3 separate regions of the Homo sapiens genome follow, and regions 1 and 2 are each linked to region 3. A link is a contact called in ENCODE Hi-C or POLR2A ChIA-PET data. All regions are on one chromosome and are shown on one strand. Each heading gives the region's core, a stretch centred on a gene start or an enhancer-like site at or near the end of the contact. The rest is flanking DNA. Distances are from core to core; before and after follow the strand shown. Region 1 overlaps SWAP70 (switching B cell complex subunit SWAP70). Region 2 holds the start of SWAP70 (switching B cell complex subunit SWAP70). Region 3 overlaps TMEM41B (transmembrane protein 41B).

The links. A loop is a pair of places that touch in the nucleus more often than their neighbours do. ChIA-PET counts read pairs that join two places held with the same protein, here RNA polymerase II (POLR2A). Pooled maps may share reads with other maps.
Region 1: a pooled map shows a loop between it and region 3 (1.8-fold over the local background). The contact joins two enhancer-like sites. A Hi-C loop is called at or near these places in 1 of 50 pooled maps. POLR2A ChIA-PET finds 5 or more read pairs at or near these places in 4 of 52 experiments (HepG2, activated CD4-positive, alpha-beta memory T cell, activated T-cell and 1 more).
Region 2: a loop to region 3 is called in a pooled map, with 2.5 times the contacts of the local background. The contact joins the promoter of SWAP70 here to the enhancer-like site in region 3. A Hi-C loop is called at or near these places in 1 of 50 pooled maps. POLR2A ChIA-PET finds 5 or more read pairs at or near these places in 4 of 52 experiments (HepG2, activated CD4-positive, alpha-beta memory T cell, activated T-cell and 1 more).

What each region holds. Positions count from the first base shown.
Region 1 is chr11:9,686,641-9,691,385 of GRCh38, reverse strand. The region is part of intron 1 of SWAP70 (switching B cell complex subunit SWAP70); the gene reads right to left. Among named protein-coding and RNA genes, the nearest start is that of SWAP70, 25 kb to the right of the region's middle. Within about 2 kb of position 2,250, at least 18 of the 41 ENCODE cell types and tissues checked have a DNase peak (open chromatin) inside an H3K27ac peak, as active enhancers do.
Region 2 is chr11:9,661,163-9,665,667 of GRCh38, reverse strand. It overlaps SWAP70 (switching B cell complex subunit SWAP70), which reads right to left and starts at 1,591. Exons shown (of 12, transcript NM_015055.4): 1 at 1,390-1,591. The coding sequence starts at 1,488. RefSeq lists enhancers at 984-1,103, 2,214-2,413 and a silencer at 1,244-1,743.
Region 3 is chr11:9,278,434-9,283,338 of GRCh38, reverse strand. It overlaps TMEM41B (transmembrane protein 41B), which reads left to right. Exons shown (of 7, transcript NM_015012.4): 7 at 1-2,685. Among named protein-coding and RNA genes, the nearest start is that of TRL-CAA5-1, 5.6 kb to the right of the region's middle. Within about 2 kb of position 2,503, at least 2 of the 41 ENCODE cell types and tissues checked have a DNase peak (open chromatin) inside an H3K27ac peak, as active enhancers do.

The sequences.
Region 1 (4,745 bases), core at 1,001-3,500, 410 kb before region 3:
TGTCTCTGCATCCTCACTGTCAAATGAGAGTTGGACTTGTTTGTAAAACCCTTAACTATCAACCCAAACTCATTTCATAATTTAGATAAGAAGTCCAGCTTTGTGACAGCTTTTTCACTGTTAGTAAGGTCTATAAAAGGGAAGTCTTCTTCAAAAAATATAACAACAGGCTGGGCATGGTGGCTTATGCCAATAATCCTAGCACTCTGGGGGGCTGAAACAAGAGGATAGCTAGAGCCCAGAAGTTCAATACCAACCTGGACAACATGGCAAAACCCCATCTCTATAGAAAGTACAAAAGCTAGCTGGATGTGGTGGCACATGCCTGTAGTCCCAGCTACCTGGGAGGCTGAGATGGGAGGCTGAGGTGGGAGGATCACCTAAGCCTAGGGAGGTCGAGGCTGCATTGAGCCATGATCATGCCACTGCACTCCAACCTTGGTGACAGAGGGGGTCCCATCTCAAAAATTAATTAATTAATTATAATATATATGTATATATAAAACAACCAACTGAATAAAGCAACAATGAAACAGTATTTCTAAAAGAGGAAAAAATTGTGTACTATCTTTAAAACTTTTTATCAGCAACCTTTCTTTAAAGCTTAGACAGTATCTCAAGTATTTTTTTCTTTTTTAAGATTTATTTGTATTTTTTAAAAATAGAGATGGGGTCTCACTATGTGTGCCCAGGCGGGTCTCAAACTCCTGGGCTCAAGTGATCCTCCCACCTCAGCCTCCCAAAGTGCCAGGATTATACACATGAGCCACCATGCCCAGTCTCAACAAGGTTTTTTGTTTGTTTGTTTTTTGTTTTGAGGCAGAGTCTCACTCTGTCACCCAGGCTGGAGTGCAATGGCATGATCTCAGCAACGTCTGCCTCCTAAGTTCAAGCAATCTTTCCACCTCAGCCTCCCAAGTAGCGGAATTACAGGCACCTGCCACCACACCCAGCTAATTTTTATATTTTTAGTAGAGACAGAGTTTCACCATGTTGGCCAGACTGGTCTCAAACTCCTGACCTCAAGTGATCCACCCACCTTGGCCTGCGTGCTGGGATTAGAGGCGTGAACGACTACACCTTACCAAGGTTTTCTTTTTATAAAAATAAAATATACAAGAAATAAAATTTTTGATGGCCGGAATATAAACTAGTAAAAAGAAGTAAAAGCTCCTCCATAAACTTATACAGCAATTTATGCTTTTTCAAGTAGACTCATACCATCTATTAATTTGTTTTAGCCTCTCCACAGGGAGAATAGATATTATTGCTATTTTACAGACGAAGAGGCTGAGTCAGAGATTAGGAGATGTGTCCCAAATCACAGAGTTTTACGTGTAGCAAAACTGGGATTAGACCCAAGCCTCCCACTCTGGTGTCCTTTCCATGCTTTGCTACCTTCCCTCTGTTTCTGGAAAAACAGATAGCCCTGCCAATACAAAGATGGACACGCCCGTGAGTTGTTTCTAAATTTTAGTGATGTGCTGGTGCTACCCCAGCCCCACCCCATCAGCTCCACAGGGCCCAACAGAGATGACAGGCACTATTCAGCAGAGCCAAGTTAGTGCCAGTGGCAAGGAAGTCCACATACCTAGAAGTCTGGGACCGTTCTCTCTCTGGGAGCCCTCATCTCCCAGCACCCTATCCCTCTGGGGGAATCTGCACTAAGAGGCACTAACCCCTTCTCCAGATGAGGAAGCTGAAAAGCAGATTAAGACAAAAGAATCAGAAAGAGGACTACAAGTTCTTGATTTGTAAAAGGACTGCCCCAAATCATTCTAATCAGGGTGTTTGCAAGTTTCTTGAAAAAGCTGAATTTATCCCGCTTCAAATGCCTGTTCCTCCAAAGGCCATTCTTTCAGCACCCACATAATTGCTAAGCAGCTTTGCTCTCATTCTGCTGATCTGAAGAATAAACTATTGTTACCACAATAACAGATCCATATCCATGCCAGAAACTCATCTCTCCAGTTCCCTCATAGCTGTCTGCAGTTGCCTCTGCAGGGCCTCTGCTGACAAGATGACTAATTAACTGCATGAGCCCTGCTCGTGTGGTCTGTTCCTGTTCAGTGGTTTGCTTGCCATTTACCCCTTTTGAGCATTTTACTCCAGCCATCATGAAAATGAAATCAAGGATGGTGAACAGTGTTTTAACACGAGTAAGTAGTGTTCACCCTCCTTTCTCCAAAGACGTAGAGATTCTAAAAAGTTATTTAAAACGTGCCACCCAGTAACACACTGTTTCCCTTTACAGGATGTGCGTAATGGGCAAGATTCAACACTGAAAAAAAAGCGGAGTGGGGGCAGATTTCTATTCCAAAAGACTTATCTGAACTGACACAATTATAGACTTATAACTCATAATGGGCAATCTTTTTTTAAAACATTAAAATTCCTGTCTGATTTATAAAATTTCAAGCCAATGGCAAATTACCAGAAAATTCTTCCTAACAATGGACCAGCATGACCAATTTCCTACCACAGCTATGCCCTGCCTTAAAAGCATTGTCTACTCTAAGTCCTGCCCATTCCCGCATGGACTCATTTTCCCCTTCCAAACATCTTTTCATCCTGCTTGTCACTGCTTAAGTCTTGCTTGTTTCCTCTTACCTTTAATCTAACCAGCCTCAAAAATCTCAAAGTCATTGTTCACATTGCTCTCAATCCCTAAGTACAATCAGTTACCATCCTAGACACTTACACCAAATCTTCAAGTACCACTAACATCACGTTATCCCCCTGCCTAAAAATCATCAGAAGACTACAGAAGTAAAAGCTAAGGAAATATGTGAGTTGTATATTTAAGTCACTCCACAGGCCAGCCCACTTCACCTTCCTTATTTCTTCCCACCCTCTGCACCAACCATATAAATCCAGCCAAATAAGCTTACTAACTGCATCCCAGGCAACTTGTACCACATCCCTTTCTCCCCTGGGCCCTTGCTCAATTTACCCCTACCTCCTTTCCTGCCTAACAAAAATGGCATCTCTTTCTGAAGCCTTCACCACCCAAACCAAGATGATCTTTCTTCACTCTGTTTCCCAAGCAGTACCTCTTGTGCTAACTACCACACATGATTTCTCTCTCCTGTAAGACTGTACATTTCTGAAAGGCCCATATCTTATACAACATTGCATGCCCATGGCACCTGGCATGCTGCCCAGAATCCAGAAGACTTTCAATAACTGCTAAGTGAATTCTTTCTAAAAATTCTCTTAACACTAAAGCCGTGATACTTTAATATTAACAATAATCTTAGAAAATATACTATTTCTATCTCCTCACTTCACAGATAAAAAGACTGTGGCCTGAGACTTGGCCTAAGTCACACAATAATTAGCAACAAAGTAGGGACTAGAACTCAAATCTCTTAGCTCTCTGTCCCACAGTGATGCCCTGTGCTGGAAACATTTCTCTTCTGCCTAGTCACATCCTTCAAGATTGGGTCATTCATAAACTCTAGGAAATCTTTATGGATTACCACCCTGCCCCATGAACTCCTATTCAGCATTTAACTATGTTCTGTTTCAGATACTAATGGTATCTCAAATATCTAACTTATCAAATATCCTCCCTTATTGAAGGGAGGAAATAAATATTTTCCTTCTGCATCCTTCAGTGACTAGCATAGGGCTAAGCGAAGATTCAGTAAGAGCAGAACACTTACAGACAGATTAAGGAAAAGTAACTCAAAGTCATCTGTTGGAATGCTGTCCACAGAATATATGCCACTGATGTCATACAGCATGGATGGCACTGGATTACACTCTAACTGAACCACCTTTTTAAAGTTATTTTGGATAACTTACCAACTTACCCCTCTTCAGAAACTAAACAGAAAATACTGGTAAATTTGACCACAGAAAAATGCTTATATTTTCTTTTAAAAAGAAAGAAACCATAAAAAAACAAAAAAGGCAAATAGCTCCAATATTCAAATCATTCTTGTGGACACGAATAGAAAATTCACAAAAGAAACTAATCACTAATAAATAGAGGATACCTTTCAAGTTCAGGTGGAACTCCTGGGACCTTTAACTTTTGGATTGTATGGCTAAGGCATAATGTTGTTTGTTGTGTATTATATTTGGTATAACTTTTCTTACTGTTTCTCTACTAAGAATGCCTTTAAATATGGTTATTGTGATACTTTTTTACAAGGAAACTATATTTGAGCAGTTCCAAATTGTACATACTGTATGAACCTTGTCCTCTGAATGGGTTCCTTATTTCTACACGGAATTGCGTAGCTTGCAGTATCATGTAACTAAAGATTAAACCTCACCTTTTACTTCAAAAATAGGCAAATAAAATATAGGAAAAGATGCTTAATCTTGCTAGTAATCAAAAGAATGCACATTAAAAGAGCTACTACTTTTTGCCTAAGTAATACCTGGTGTTTGAGGAGATATAAGGGAGTAAAGACTACCAATATCCAACACTGCAGAAGGTACAGAGCAGGTTTTTCTCAACTTCAGTACTACTGACATTTTTGGCTGAATAATTATTTGTTTGGGGGACAGGGCAGGTAACCTACGCATTGTACAATGTATAGCAGTATCCTGGGTTAAAAACATTTAAAACATCTCAAATACCTGTGAATAGGAAATGGTTAAATAAAGCATGATGCATCAACACAATGAAAGAGTTCACAGTCATTATAAAGGATGGTGTCTGTATCTATATGCATTTATACAGAAAGATGACCCTAACACAATGCTTAAGAAGAGACTACAGGCCAGGC
Region 2 (4,505 bases), core at 342-2,841, 380 kb before region 3:
TGCTGGGTAAAAGAAATCAGTTTCAACAGTTACAAACTATATGACTCCATTTACATGGCACTTCGGAAAAGGTAAAACTATAGCAATTAGGAAAGATCAATGGTTGCCGACAGTTGGGGTGGAGGCAGGGCAACATCAGGGAGTTTTTTAGGATGATGGAACTGAGGAAGCCATGGTTGTGGTGATAGTTATATAAATCTATACATATGTTGAAATTTATAGAACTGTACACCAAAAGTCAATTTTACTGTATGTTAATATTTAAAAATGAAGTAAAATAAAAATTACGTGGATGATCTCCATGGACCCTTCCAGACTATGATTCTATCAGTGAGAAAAAGAAAGGAGAGGCAAAAGGAAGACAAGGAGAATGTTAAGTCCTACTGGCATAAAAGCCACTACTCAGAAGAACGGGATTACTGTACAAAAATATACAAAACAAACCCAATCTTCAGAATTTATTCCCAGAAGGGGCTAAGAAAACCGGACATTCGGATCTAAAATATGTATATTTTTAAATGCCTATGAATAGCTTTTCTTGTCTGTTTCTATATTTTTTTACTTTGAAGAAGCTGCCAATTTCTGCTGGCTTAATGCCAATTTCGCTGCTTGGGGTTACTCAATTTACAAGCATCCCTTTATTTATACCCTATACTCTAGGGTCTCCGGCAGTCACAATAACGACTCTGAAAAAGCAGTCGCTTTTGCAGGGTGCCAGAAAGATCAGCGCTCCTCACCCGGAACTAAGGTCCCTGTGGGACACAGTACACCCCGTCCACTAGTTCCAAACTTAAAAGACGCTGGGCGGAAGGTCTTCCCAAGTCAAAAAGCCTCCCAAAGGAGAAGGACCCTGGAGGCCGGGCTTCGGGGCATTTCTGCGTCTCCGGACTGCCCTGTCGCCTCCGGGGCAGCTAGCCGTTTTGAGGACTGTCCTGGTGTGGGGCTGTGGGCTGCAGAAGGTTCTGCCCAGCGACCTTGGGCAAGTCCCTTCCTCTCCTGGAGTAAGAGGAAAATTCTGGGAAGGCTGTGTAAGGGAGCTTCCCATTGCCGCCTCAGAATCCACTTTCTGCCCCCCGCTCTCCAACGCCAAGAAGGAATCACACTTGGCCCTCCAGACTTCACCCCAGCCTTATGCCCGCCACCCTTCCCAGTCCCTGGGAGACCCGCGGGAACTAACACATCCAACCGAGGGCATGGCCCGAAGGCAAGGGGGAGGCAGTAAACACCAAATCCCGGTCTCAGACCCACTCCGCCCCAAGCGGGCCTACCGGGCGCATTCCGACCCGCCCCGCCCTGCGGTCACGGCCCGCCAGGTCCCGCTTCCACCCAAGGGAAGTACAGAGCGCGCCGGGGAGGGTCGGGTGGGGGGCCGGGTCAGGAGGCGCCCACCTTGAGCTGGGACTTGGAGACCTTGCCGCTGTGGTCCTGGTCGAGTGCGGTGAAGGCGTGCCAGATGGCTTTGAGCAGCTCCTCCTTCAAGCTCCCCATGGCCGCGGCCCTGCTGCCCCGCCAACCCCTCCTGCCCAGCCAGCCCCTCCGCGCCTCGGACGCCCCTCAACCTCCGCAGCCACAGCCCGCCGCGCAGTCACCTGACCCGCCAGGCCCCGCCCCCGCCAGGCCCCGCCCTGCTGCCGGCGCCGGTCCAGTGCCGCGCCCACAGCCGCCAGAGTGTGGGTTCTGCGAGTCAAGCCACGCCTGGTGGCAAGAATGCTTGGCCTTCAGTGTCAGCCAGGACGGTAAACACATCTCCCTAATGTTTCCCAGACCAGTTCGGGCCATTTTGGGTGCTCGAGTACAACACCTCACACAAATGACCGCGTCTTGAGGAAAAACCCGAGAGATTAGGTGAGCAGCCTACCCGCCTCCTCCCAGCGCCCCGCAGTGAAAAAGGGATCCCTGGTCCTGTCCTGGGAACGGAGTCACTGTCTGAGAAGGCCAGAGAAGACCCCGAAAAGTCCCCAGACCAGGACTGAAATGATAGCGCAGTCCCAAGTCGGGGAGATGCAGGGCGGCGGGGAGGCAGGAAGGACCTCGAGGGAAGTTTGTTGGTTCATTTCGCAAAAGTTTATTCATGCATACTCTATCTTGGGTTCTAGGGACACAGCGACGACGTTTAAGGGGAGTTTAGAAGTCAGGGTCAGGCAGCATTTTCTTCCTAACGCCTAGCTGTTGTTCAATTCACATCTTAGGAGGGGTTTGACCTGGGTAATACCTCTCTGTAGTGTTTCTCTGCTTGCAGAATAGGAGATCTGGGCCAATTCCAAATCACTCCACCCATTTTACTAATCCAAAGAGATGGACCATTTAAAAGAACGTATTCGGCCAGGCGTGGTGGCTCACGCCTGTAATCCCAGCCCTTTGGGAGGCCAAGGCGGGCGGATCACCTGAGGTCGGGGGTTCGAGACCAGCCTGACCAACATGAAGAAACCCCGTCTCTACTAAAAATACAAAATTAGCCGGGCGTGGTGGCACATGCCTGTAATCTCAGCTACTCGGGAGGCTGAGGCAGGAGAATCGCTTGAACCCGGTAGGCGGAGGTTGCAGTGAACCAAGATCGCGCCATTGCACTCCAGCCTGGGCAACAAGAGTGAAACTCCGTCTCAAAAAAAAAAAAAAAAGTATTCGATTGCAGCTGTTGAATTAATATCTGTTCGCGGTGGTCACAATGGTCACTTGATCTCTTTGGGCTTCAAATTATCCCGTATAAAAAGAGCAGGGTTGCACCAGATGTTCTGGAAGGGTTCTTGCAGTACTAGCATCCTAGGATAATAACTATTGCCGGTTAACTAAGGTCTGATTAAATCGCCAGGCTCAGTACCTCTCCTCTCCAATCCTGGACTAATTGGAGAGAACAATAAACACCAAGAGTTTTTAAAATGAGGTGGTTCTCAGATGAAGTTTGGTTTTGTTTTGCTTTTTTAAGTTCCTTAATGCACATGTTTGCCTTATTAAGAAAGGAAAAGATCTTCATAAGAAAGGGATATTTGGAAAGAGAAGAACAAGAAGGAGCCTCTTCAGTGAGTTTGAGATCAAAAAGGAACTGGTGGGGAAGAGGAGAGGATGGCCCCACTGACGAAAGAAGGGGCAGGAGCAAAAGGGTGGCCAGCCCCTCACTGTGACTGTCCTGAAGGTTCTACCCCATTTCATCACCATTTGTCAGGACTTTTCTTGCCCTACCAGAATCCAATTTCTATCATTTATCTTCCCCATTTCCAGCCCAAGTCTGCCAGTCAGCAAAACCACATGGTTTAACCTCTGATTTATTCATGCGAAGTCAGCTTACCCTGAGTAGCAAAAAAAAAAAAAAAAGAAGAAGAAGAAAAAAGAAACGAAGAAAACCTCCTAATTCTCAAGGTTCAGTTTAACCACTATATGACCCTTCTTCTCTCTCAGTATCTGGAAGTACCAAACATATTTCAAAGCCTTTTTTTTATGACAAGACCAGGACATTGTGGACTTCCAAATTCCTACTTCTCCCATCATCCTCATTCATACAATCCAAACGCATTTTTTTTCTTTTTTTTTCTTTTCTTTTTTTTTTGAGACAGAGTCTCACTCTGTTGCCCAGGCTGGAGTGCAACGGTATGATCTCAGCTCACTGCAACCTCCGCCTCCCGGGTTCAAGCGATTCTCCTGCCTCAACCTCCCAAGTAGCTGGGATTACAGGCGCCAGCCACCACGCCCGGCTAATTTTTTTATTTTTAGTAGAGATGGGGTTTCGCCATGTTGGCCAGGTTGGTCTCAAACTCCCAGCCTCAAGTGAGCTGCCCTCCTTGGCCTCCCAAAGTGCTGGGATTACAGGCGTGAGCCACCATGCCCTTCCTATCCAAACAAATTTTAAAGTAGCATGATGTCATAGAAAGCGCTGTGCTTTTCCTGGGTGCAGTGGCTCCTGCCTGTAATCCCAACACTTTGAGAGACTGGGGTGGGAGGATTGCTTGAGGCCAGGAGTTCAAGACCAGCCTGGGCAATGTAGCAAAACCCCGTCTCCACAAAAAAATTGAAAATAAGAAAGAAAGAAAAGTAAAGAGTTGTGCTTCAGAATCTAACAGATTATATTAATCTAATGCTGTGTAACCAATTAACCCAAAATTTAGCAGCTTAAAACTATAGTAAACATTATTTCATATTTTCTGTAAGTCAGGAATTTAGAAGCCACTTAGCTCTATAGTTCTGGCTTGAAGTGTCTCAGGAGGTTGCAGTAAAATATAGGGCTGTAGTCATTTGAAGGCTAGGCTGATGCTGGAAAATCTATTTCCAAGGTGGTTCACTCACATGGATGGGTCGTTTACAGAAGGCCTCAGTTCCTCTGTATATGGGCCTGTCCTCAGGCTGCTTGAGTATCCTTACAACACGTCAGCTGGCTTTCAATTGATTCAAGAAAGAGAAAGATGGAAGTTGCAATGTCTCTTACGATCCACCATCAAAAGTCATTCACCATCATTTCTGCAATGCTCTACTGATTGCTCAGGTCAAATCTATTTGATTTGGGAGGGAAACTACAA
Region 3 (4,905 bases), core at 1,254-3,753:
CAGTAATTAAACAAGGAATTTGTAAAATAAAATTTCCTATCAGATAGTTAAAGTAATACATTTAAGTGACAAGGGGAGAAGAAAGTAAAAATGGAAATTGGTATACTGTGAAAAGTGCTATCAATAGTTAAGGTAGACATCTTAGACATCTTATAAATTATTATACCAAGGGTAGCTGTAGATAATAGTAGTGTGGTAGGAAATTGTTGATCCAGCTAATTCATTCAATTTAATTGAATATTTTTTATCTTTAATAACTAAAATAGATATTTTTAAATTCTAGATTTTTTAAAGTAGTGTTGCAGGTTTTGTTAATGTTAGGCTTTTTTCAGAGCATAAACTGGAAAACTTAAAAAGAGATTTACATTTTCTTCCTCTTTTTTTTTTTTTTTTTTTTTCTGTTTTGAGACGGAGTCTAGCTCTGCCGCCCAGGCTGGAGTGCAGTGGCGCGATCTCCACTCACTGCAAGCTCCACCTCCTGGGTTCACGCCATTCTCCTGTCTCAGCCTCCTGAGTAGCTGGGACTACAGGCGCCCGCCACCATGCCCAGCTAATTTTTTTGTATTTTTAGTAGAGACGGGGTTTCACCGTGTTAGCCAGGATGGTCTCGATCTCCTGACCTCGTGATCTGCCCGCCTTGGCCTCCCAAAGTGCTGGGATTACAGGCGTGAGCCACCGCGCCTGGCCCATTTTCTTCCTCTTTTGAGGTAATGGATTTGTTTGGAGATGGCATGTTAGTAGACGACTGAATATGGAAAGGATATCAAGTTATCTATTTTGTTAATTTTATTTTTGTTTTTTATCATCTAGATTTTTATCATGGATTAGTCTGAAATTTAAAGTTCTGGCCAGTCGGTTTTCTTTCATCTTGTAGTTTTTACAGTATTTCCACTGTGCATATGCAAAATGGGTATTACATAACTGTATCATATTTGGTATTGATAATTTTTTTTTTTTTTGAGACGGAGTCTTGCTGTTGCCCAGGCTGGAGTGGAGTGCGTGGTGTGATCTCGGCTCACTGCAAACTCCGCCTCCTGGGTTCAAGCGATTCTCCTGGCCCAGCCTCCTGAGTAGCTGGGATTACAGGTGTGTGCCACCGTGCCCAGCTAATTTTTGTGTTTTTAGTAGAGACGGGGTTTCACCATGTTGGCCGGGCTGGTCTTGAACTCCTGACCTCAGGCTATATGCCCACTTCCACCTCCCAAAGTGCTGGGATTACAGGCATGAGCCACTGTGCCCAGCCTGGTATTGATAATTTATATTCAGATAATTTGTTATGGCTCTTTAATATCCCACAAGGGGCTCTAAAAAGCAAACATTCAAGAGTATGTAGTTTTTAGACATTAAGTTAATTATTTTAAACAGTGACAGCAAAACACAAGTGATTAAATATAGTTTATTTGTTCCAATGACTAAATTTTACCTCATTTATTAATCTGGTCATTAAGGAATATATTTAATAATATTATGTAATTATTCTTTTTATGCATGATACACCTAGAAAAATGCCTTTTGTTTCTATTGATGGCTTTGTTGTTTGGAGCTACTTTTGATTACTTATTGCAGTTTCCCAATTTAGTCTTTACTTTATCTAACTCACAAAGTAAAATTAACTGATCACATGGCAACTACTGTATTTAAATAGTTCTGGAAAAATGAAAGTGCTTTTTGCTGCTTGGTAAATGGGTAATGCCCTTGATTCCTTGACTGTAGGACATAGCTGATCTAAAGTACTCTGTCAGTTTTACCTTCACCCATGACTGTTATTAGTTGTCAAAGTTGAAAAGTACTTTAGCTGTGAGAAATCCTTGTATGTTTTTATTATAAGAGGTATAATCATCCTCAAAGCCTGTTTTTATTACATGATGTGGACTGATTATTTTTTCTATCACAGTGTTAACAGATGGATTTTATTGTAAATACAAAGAAAACATATTGATTATTGTAGTATTCTTATGTCACCTGGCCTTTTGCGTGAGATTATTTATTATTTCTAGCAAGGCTTTCTTCCTTTCTTATTGCCCAGAGACTGACTGATACATCTTTTGTTATTTTTACACATAAATTAAACATAGCCTTTTTGGACAAATTCACTAAATATTAATGTATAAAATGTAATTGAGTAAATTTTTATCAGAATTTTAAAAATAAAAGAGCTTAGACTCAGTAGAACTCAGTAGAAGCTTCACTATTTACTCCAGCGTGTGTAAATTGTACTTACTCTATTCTCAGAGTATATTTACTGTCCTTACCATTGATTCTTTCCCTTTGCTAATTTTTTTTTTTGTTAATGGTAGCTGCGACTTTAGGTGGGGTATATTTTCTTCTCCTAAGAGAATAGACAGTTTTTCCAGATTCATCATCATTGACTGTCAAGAAAGGACCCTTCAGCAAGGCTGTACCCTCAATGCAGTTGATGGCCTGTCTTCACGGATTTACAGACTTGGCCTGATGCCCATGTAAATTCAAGCTTTGGCTTGTGGTAACAACCACAAGAAGACAAGCATCTGTGGTGCGGAGGCAAGCAGGCTAACTAGGAGTTGACAAGCTAAGAAAGTGAAACTGTTCTTTCTTAGTTAACTGTCTTTCTCTGGAGCTCTGTTATTTTGAGTATAATATTTCCATGACACTTAGTAAATGCAAGCTAAAATGTAATAATAATAAATTGTATTGGAGAAACCTAAATGTCACATTTGGGATTTATTTCATGGAAGTACTTACATTAAAAAACTCTGGCCGAGCAAGGTGGCTCACGCCTGTAATCCCAGCACTTTGGAAGGTCGAAGCAGGTGGATCACCTGCAGTCAGGAGTTCAAGACCAGCCTGGCCATCACAGTGAAACCCCGTCTCTACTAAACATATGAAAAATTAGCCAGGTGTGGTGGCACACGCCTATAGTCCTAGCTACTTGGGAGGCTGAGGCAGAAGAATTGCTTGAACCCAGAAGGTGGAGGTTGCCATGAGATGAAATTGTGCCACTGCATTCCAGCCTGGGCAACAGAGCCAGACTCTGTCTCAAAAAACTAAAAACAAACTCTTCGTTGAATAAAAGTATATTCTTAAATTTCGATGTACATTTTCACCACTAAGAACAATGAAATGGCCGGGCACGGTAGCTCACACCTGTAATCCTAGCACTTCCAGAGGCCAAGGTGGGTGGATCACCTGAGGTCAGGAGTTCGAGACCAGCCTGGCCAACATGGAGAAACCCCGTCTCTACTAAAAATAAAAAATTAGTTGGGTGTGGTGGTGTGCACCTGTAATCCCAGCTACTTGGGAGGCTGAGGCAGGAGAGTCGCTTGAACGCGGGAGGCAGAGGTTGTAGTGAGCCAACATCACACCAGTGTACTACAGCCTGGGTGACAAAGTGAGACTCCATCTCAAAACAGGCCAGGCGCGGTGGCTCACGGCTGTAATCCCAGCACTTTGGGAGGCCGAGGCGGGTGGAGACAAGGTCAGGAGATTGAGACCATCCTGGCTAACATGGTGAAACCCCGTCTCTACTAAAAATACAAAAAATTAGCCCGGTGTGGTGGCGGCCGCCTGTAGTCCCAGCTACTAGGGAGGCTGAGGCAGGAGAATGGCATGAACCCGGGAGGCGGAGCTTGTAGTGAGCCGAGATGGCGCCACTGCACTCCAGCCTGGGCGAGAGTACGAGACTGTATCAAAAAAAAAAAAACAACAAAATATTTAAAAATTGTTTTTTTGAGGTGGAGTGTCTCTCTGTCGCCCAGGCTGGAGTGCAGTGGCGCCATCTCGGCTTATTGCAGACTCCGCCTCCCGGGTTCACGCCATTCTCCTGCCTCAGCCTCCCGAGGAGCTGGGACTCGCGCCTGCCACCTTGCCCGGCTGGTTTTTCGCACTTTTAGTAGAGACGGGGTTTCATCGTGTTAGCCAGGATCGTCTCGATCTCCTGATTTCGTGATCCGCCCGCCTCGGCCTCTCAAAGTCCTGGGATTACAGGCGTGAGCCACGGTGCCTGGCTAAAATATTTAAAACTTGTAATTGTTGGCTTTTGAGGTTTTTTTTTTTTTTTTTGGAGACAGAGTTTCGCTTTCGTTGCCCAGGCTGGAGTGCAACGGTGCGATCTTGGCTCACTGCAACCTCTGCCTCCCAGGTTCAAGCGATTCTCCTGCCTCAGCCTCCGGAGTAGTTGGGATTACAGGCACGTGCCACCCACCACACTCAGCTAATTTTGTATTTTTAATAGAAATGGGGTTTCTCCACGTTGGTCAGACTGAACTCCCGACCTCAGGTGATTCACCCTCCTAGGCCTCCCAAAGTGTTGGGATTACAGGCGTGAGCCACCAAGCCCAGCCGGCTTTTGAAGATTCTAAAGCAATTTAAATTGTTTAGGTAAGGCCGGGCACAGTGGCTCAGGACTGTAATCCCAGCACTTTTGGAGGCCAAGATGGGCAGATTACCTGAGGTCAGGAGTTTGAGACCAGCCTGGCCAACATGGTGAAACCCTGTCTCTACTAAAAATAACAAAAATTAGCTGGACGTGGTGGCTCACGCCTGTAGTCCCAACTACTCAGGAGGCTGAGGCAGGAGAATTGCTTGAAACCAGGAGGCGGAGTTTGCAGTGAGCACCACTGCACTCCAGCCTGGGCAACAGTGTGAGACCTTGTCGCTAAATAAATAGTTGAGGTAAGTAAATATTTCCTTTTTTTTTTTTTTTTGAGACGGAGTTTCGCTCTCATTGCCCAGGCTGGAGTGCAATGGCGTGATCTCGGCTCACCGCAACCTCCGCCTCCCAGGTTCAAGCAATTCTCCTGCCTCAGCCTCCCGAGTAGCTGGGATTACAGGCATGCACCACCACGCCTGGCTAATTTTGTATTTTTATAGTAGAGACGGGGTTTCTCCATGTTGAGGCTGGTCACGAACTCCGGACCTCAGGTGATC